Regions from separate parts of the Mus musculus genome. Here region 1 is linked to region 2. A link is a contact called in ENCODE POLR2A ChIA-PET data. All regions are on one chromosome and are shown on one strand. The core of a region is the stretch at or near the end of the contact, and the rest is flanking DNA. Distances in the headings are between cores, read along the strand shown.

Region 1 (3,047 bases), core at 359-2,858, 260 kb after region 2:
AGTACTGGAAAAAAAAGATAATCCATACATCACAGTGCAACCAAGAGACAGTTTGATTCTTTTCACATAAGATTTACAGGTGTGAACTAATTTTTTTGTAGTTCCTGTCTGTTCATTTACCATTTATATAACTTATAGTTTGTGGCAAATTACCACAGAACTAGTTCTCTCTTGCCAAGGTTACCAGTTGGTTAGAGACCCCTTGGGAGGTAGCTGGGGATGGCAGAGGGTAGGAGGGGCTGCCTTGAAGCAGAGAACAGACATGACCTGGGTTCAGGGAGGCTCAGCAGCGGCTTAGGACATGAGCTCTGTTTCTACTTAAGGTTAAATTTCTGTATGTTCATAAATGAGGAAATGGCATTTTAAGACTTTTTATTATTTGAAGTTTTAAAGACTACAAGCCTCATTCAAGAGGAAGCATTTGGTCTCTTTTCTTTGTAATAAACATGAATTAACTGATTTTGAGTAATGCTGTAGTTATCATCAAGCTTATCCCGAGCTATGCCATGGTTCAGAGTACTCTAGTGGCCTAAATGTGACCCCAGCAGCCACAGCATGCACTAATGTGGCCGGTCCCAGCATTCTGGTAAGCAGTGTACCTGCACAGGCACTGCCGACCTCTCTCATCTGCCATACACAGCTCATTATATTTTGCTGAAATGTACTTTAAGATCACTTTTCTGACCGGGCAGTGGTGGCACATGCTTTTAATCCCAGCACTTGGGAGGCAGAGGCAGGGAGATTTCTGAGTTCGAGGCCAGCCTAGTCTACAGAGTGGGTTCCAGGACAGCCAGGGCTACACAGAGAAACCGTGTCTCGAAAAAACAAAACAAATCACTTTTCTTTATTCTCAGAGCTCAGATCAAAAGTTTTTCTGAGACATTATTTGAAATAAACATGAAAACAAATTCTGAAGGGAAAAAAGGACGTTTATCCCATGTTTCCTTCCACTATAATGTAGGGAAATGTGGCATTTGCATTGTCTTCACATCCACAGACACATCCTCGGACACACACAGAGACATACACAGAATATATATCACATGGGAGAAAAAGCTAAGTCTTTTTAGGAAAATATACAGTGACTGAAGTGGCAGAGAATTGTTACCATAGAGACTACAGAAAGTTCACACTCAGAAACATGGACAAATTTGTTTCAAAGTAACAGAATATTAACTCTGTTGCCATAGCTCTAGACGCTTATTTTGGGTATCTAAAATGAAAACAGCAATATTATGTTGCCCTCTACTGTCTGCTTCTATAATTATTTTCTAAAAAAAAATTTTTTAAAGACTTCTTTATTTACTATGTATACAGCATTCTGCCTGGATATATGCGCACCACCACCGCCCGGCCATGGGCACTGTCTGTCTGTCTATCTATCATCCATCTAATCTAATCTAATCTAATCTAATCTAATCTAATCTAATCTAATCTAATCTAATCTAATCTAATCTAATCTAATCTAATCTAATCTAATCTAATCTAATTATGTATACACATGTCACAAAGATTTAAATTCTCTTAATTTCCCGCGAACGGCGTCAGGCGCTACCAGTTGTCTCGCGATACTACGGGTCTTCAAACAGGACAAACGTCCTTTTCCTTTAGCCAACGAAGTCCCGTGAGCGGTAGCTGTGGTTCCGCTTCCACCCGGGTGAGGCGGTCATGGCCTTGCGGCCAGGCCGAGAGGGCGGAGAGAGCTCGGCCGCCCTGGCCACGGCGCAGGCTCGCTTCTCCAGGGGCGAGTTTGCCGAGGCCCGGGAGCTGTACTCCGCCTTCATTGGCCAGTGCGCGCGTCACGGGAGGTAACTATCGCGAGAGCGGGCTGGGCGCGTGGGTGGTCCCCGAGCCACGCGCGGACCGCGGAGTCCTGGGCTGCCGCTTGGTTTCCCCAGAAAAGATCCCCTCCGAGCCCTGTCCTTCGGGGAGGGGACGCCTTGGTCTCCGCAGAGGCCCAGGCGGCAGGAAGCCGCTGTTCTGGGCAGGGAAGGTGGTCGTCCTCGGAACCACAGCGACGCCTTTGTGTTCCGGACGCGAAGGTTCCGGTTCAGCACCCGCTTAAGCTAAGCACAGTCGCTGCACCCAGCTGTCCCGTTAGTGTTTACCACGACGTCACAGCACACTCCTGAAGTTAAGGGTTGTTAATGTGACACCGCTAGAACATCACAAGAGTCCTTTCTGTAGAATATCAAGCCAGCGATGAAACGTTTATTGCCCAGTACAGTTCTTTGTTACTTTGATATTTGAGTTCGAGCAGCTTATCAAGATGTGCACTCTGACCCCTCTATTCCCACTACGCTTTGAGTCTTTAGAAAACGGGGTTGTATGTCGAGCCAAAATCTGATAATTATAAAAATTTTGACATTTAGGGGTCTTGGTTGCATTCTGTTTTCTGCCAGTTAAGGAATTAAAAGGCAGTAAAACTCTCAAGCCAGGCAGGTAGCAGCGGAGGAGGAGGAGGTGGTGGAGGAGGAGGAGGGTGCCACGACTAAGTACAGCTTATGAGAGAATCCGCTAATGAGGAAAGGTTTCCTAGGGGTGAGAAAACTTGAGTGGGCAAACAGATAAAACCCTCGGCAAAGCGGAAGAGGATTTCAGGAACCCGCAGATCCACTCCTTTGAGGGTTTAAGGAACTGAGGGTTGGTCAGTTTGAGCACAGAGCCCTAAGCATGTCCGATCCAGCTTTGAACTTGTGTAGTAGTAGCATAGCAGAGCCATCAGCGGGGGTGGGGTGGGGTGGGGGGCTCTATTGGTGAAAAAAAAGTAGAAAAGCCTTTTTAGGCTGCCGGGTTTTTGTTTCCGGTCAGCCGGGTCAGGAAGAAGCAGGTCAGGTTGGCAGTTCACTATATTTATTATCTAGTCTCAGCTCCTCTCTTGATACATCTGCTTATCAGGGAGTCTTACTCTTAGCCCCTCCGTATTGTTTGTCCCAATGTCTCTGTATTGGTTGTGAATTGGTCGTTAAACCGGGAGAATCGATCCAACTCTGCAGGTTCACAATTCCACTGTAATAGAGTGAAGTCTTTTACTCTTTGTGATATTC
Region 2 (3,316 bases), core at 654-3,153:
AATTGGTACTTCACTTACATGTATGTCCGTGTGAGGATGTTGTATCCTCTGGTACTGGAGTTATAGACAGCTGTAAGTCGCCATACAGGTGCTGGGAATTGAACCCTGATCCTCTGGAAGAATAGTCAGTGCTCTTAACCCCTGAGCCATCTCTCCAACCTCTTGCATATTGAGGACAGGGAGGAATCACAAGCCATGTAGGGTGCCTGGGCTCTGAGGTCAACAGGACCATAGCCTCCTTTCTTTATGTGCCTTTCTTGGGGTCTCCCTATAGGAGTCGTCTTCGTTGCCTCTTTACTGTCTCATTGATCTGGGCTAAACTTATGCAGTTGGAAGGAAAGATCAAGCTGGTCATGTTTAAAACATGAAACAGCCTCATCAGTCCCTTCCTGTTCCCGTCTCCCCCCCCCCCTCCCGCCCCCATTTTGAGAGGACAGGAAGGTAAAATACCAAAGTGTCCTATTTTCCTCCAAATATCAGGCTCAAAGGACTGAAGAGCTGACTTCAGATCCCAAAGCCACTGTGTTAGGAGGCACCTGCTTTTTAGGTCCTAAGCCTTCCTGAGCCTTGCTATTGGGTATTCTTTACCAAGACCCTCAAGGATCTAGGCAAGAACTGGGCAGGATCTGTATGTAGCCCATAGTTAGACCTAGGGCAGCTGAGACGCCAAAAGGGAGAGTTTCCTGAGGACAAAAGTGTTCAAACACAACTGGGTGCTGGTTGTTGGGCTACTGCTGGAGGTGTGGTGTGTGTAAAGGAGGCTGTTGAATTCCCAGAAGGCTGGTTCCACAGTGTAGAGTCTACACTGGGGACTTCCCGAGACGCTGAGCCTCAGATCTAGCTTCTCAGTCCAGGCCAGCTGATGTGGGGCTGAGGAACAAGGATGGATGCCATCTATGGCCCCTGCCTTGCAGGTGCAAAGGGCCTTTGGCACCATCTACAGATTGAGGGCAAGACAGGGCTGGTTCTTCCTCCTTGCTCTCGCTGCTATCTGCCTCGCCTGTAGGCTCTCTGGGCTCCTTTTTGGACTGACACGTCTGAAGGACGTTGGAAACTGTGAGGTCCAGGCCCCATAGAGAATCATGAAGGAACAGGAATTCAACTGGAGCTCCGCAGCTGGTTAGGCCTGCGGTCACCTGGAAACAAAGAGGCCATTTATTTTTTCCTTTGGTCTTGGACAAGGAAGAGAAGGGGCTTTCTATAAATAGAAAGACAGCAAAAAAGAAAATAATAATAATAATAATAATAATAATAATAATAAAAACAATAACAAAGCCAGCTCTTCCAGACAGTGCTCATGTCTTTAAAGGTCTTTAAAGGTCTGGAGTTCCCAGCAATTAAGTAAAGGACCAAGACCTCAGGGGTCCCCTATCCTCAGCCCGTGGGGAGGTGGGAACCATACATCGATCCCTCGGTTTATATATAGCCTCATCGCTGTGGGGCTCCGAGGTTGCCCCCAAAATCTTGCTCACCTGGAGGACCCCTGGGTGTCCTCGCCCAGAGGGCGCTGCAGCCTCGCACGTAGAGAACTAACAATCGCCCTTCTCCAGGGCAGTGCCTCCGGACTCCGGACCAGGACATAGTAGCGAGTGCACCTGGGTCTCCGTCAGCTACGCATCAAGGAAGGTGCGACGCGGGAATTACAGATTGCCGGCACTCACCAGTGCTCAGGGGAGGAAGGTGGGACTCAGACCTGCAAGAGCTGAAGAGTGGGGTGGGCTTCGATCCTAGGAGGCGTGGAAGGGGGTGTGGCTGGATCCCTGGGGGGTGGGGCGCTCCAAGGGGCGGGGCAACCCAGGGGGCGGGGCCCGAGGGGTGGAGATTGGGACTACCCAGGCCCGCGGAGCTGGGGGTGGGCGGCTAGTTTTGCAACTGCAGAGCCTTTGGGTTTATTATAAGGCGGAGCTCCGCGGGAGAGGTGCGGGCCAGAGGAGACAGAGCCTAACGCAGAGGAAGGGACCTGGCAGTCGGGAGCTGACTCCAGCCGGCGAAACCTACAGCCCTCGCTCGAGAGAGCAGCGAGCTGGGCAGGAGCCTGGGACAGCAAAGCGCAGAGCAATCAGCAGAGCCGGCCCGGAGCTCCGTGCAACCGGCAACTCGGATCCACGAAGCCCACCGAGCTCCCGCCGCCGGTCTGGGCAGCATGAGACGCGCGGCGCTCTGGCTCTGGCTCTGCGCGCTGGCGCTGCGCCTGCAGCCTGCCCTCCCGGTGAGTGTGGCCCGGGGCAGGGCTGGGAGGCGGCGGGAAGCCGGGACTCGCCACTCGCCGATGCCATGCAGGCGGCAGCACGTGGAGGGGGAGGGGAGCGGGGACTTCTTCCCGCGCTGCCTGGCGGATCCTGGGATGGTGAGCCCTTTAATGAGGACTCCTGTCCCAATTCCTCTACGGTCCGTGGATGCCAGGAGGCTATCCCAGCTCGTGGTCCGGGCGTCCTGCAGAGTGGAACCTCCATTGGTTCCCCGCTCCCAATTAAGTAAAACGACTCCACATGGGTCTGAGTCCGCCGGCCTTAGGCGCTCCGCCGGCCTTAGGCGCCGCTTGGAGTTGCTCTCTCCCGTTGCTGTCTTGCTGGCCATCTCAGCGGCCTGGCCTCCGCCAGTGTCCCGGAGGGATGCAGTGGCCATGGCCACAACGCCTTTTCCATAGACCCTAATTCAAACCAGACTGCAGGCTGCACCCCCAGCGCCGCGGAGTCCGGGCGCTCGGCCCTTTGCACCGGGGCAAGTTTGGGCACAGCAGAGCCGGCGCGGGAACAGGGGGAAGCTGACGTTCGGGGTGGCGGGAGGGACGGGATTAAGGCTGTTTGTGGGACACAAGAGGGTGGCTCAGGGACCTTCGGTTTTTCTCTGGCTGCCCCAGGTGAGCCGGGCCGAGCTGGCAGCGGGAGGTTCCGGGAAGTTGGCTTCAGAACGCTGAAGACCCTAAGAACCCAACTTTGGGGTCGCTGAAGTTGTGCTGCCCCCGGAGGGCCTCCTCCGCATGGCCCGCGCGGGGGACCCTCCCCGCGAGTGGACCCCGGTACGGCTCTTCCCCTCCCCCGACTCGGCTTTGTGCTGAAGCCGCGCGTAGGGAAGGCGGGTCCCTTGGCCCGCCCAGTAGGGCCGCGGGGAAAGAGGGACGAACGTGGAGCTGGCGACTGGTGGGGGAAAGCTTCTGGGTAGGATGCAGCCATCCACCTTTGGTGGGGGTCGGTCTCTCTAATCAGCGGCTTGGCCGACAAAGAGCTTGGTCGAGGGTACCCCAGAAAGTGCTCTCCCGCCCCAGCCGCCGTCCGCTAGCCCGCCTTCCCCAACGGGGGCGCTTTGTTCTCGGCCC

Evidence for each region. ChIA-PET counts read pairs that join two places held with the same protein, here RNA polymerase II (POLR2A).
Region 1: POLR2A ChIA-PET joins it to region 2 with 18 read pairs in embryonic stem cell. The contact joins the promoter of Ttc32 here to the promoter of Sdc1 in region 2. POLR2A ChIA-PET finds 5 or more read pairs at or near these places in 2 of 5 experiments (Patski and embryonic stem cell).

Annotation. Positions count from the first base shown.
Region 1 is chr12:9,028,389-9,031,435 of GRCm38, forward strand. Ttc32 (tetratricopeptide repeat domain 32) reads left to right here and starts at 1,609. Exons shown (of 3, transcript NM_029321.2): 1 at 1,609-1,808. The coding sequence starts at 1,669. It overlaps Wdr35 (WD repeat domain 35), which reads left to right. Exons shown (of 27, transcript NM_001159527.1): 27 at 1-459.
Region 2 is chr12:8,769,493-8,772,808 of GRCm38, forward strand. Sdc1 (syndecan 1) reads left to right here and starts at 1,904. Exons shown (of 5, transcript NM_011519.2): 1 at 1,904-2,209. The coding sequence starts at 2,144. Gm4755 (a long non-coding RNA gene) reads right to left here and starts at 1,779. Exons shown (of 3, transcript XR_381238.4): 1 at 1,473-1,779; 2 at 19-1,136.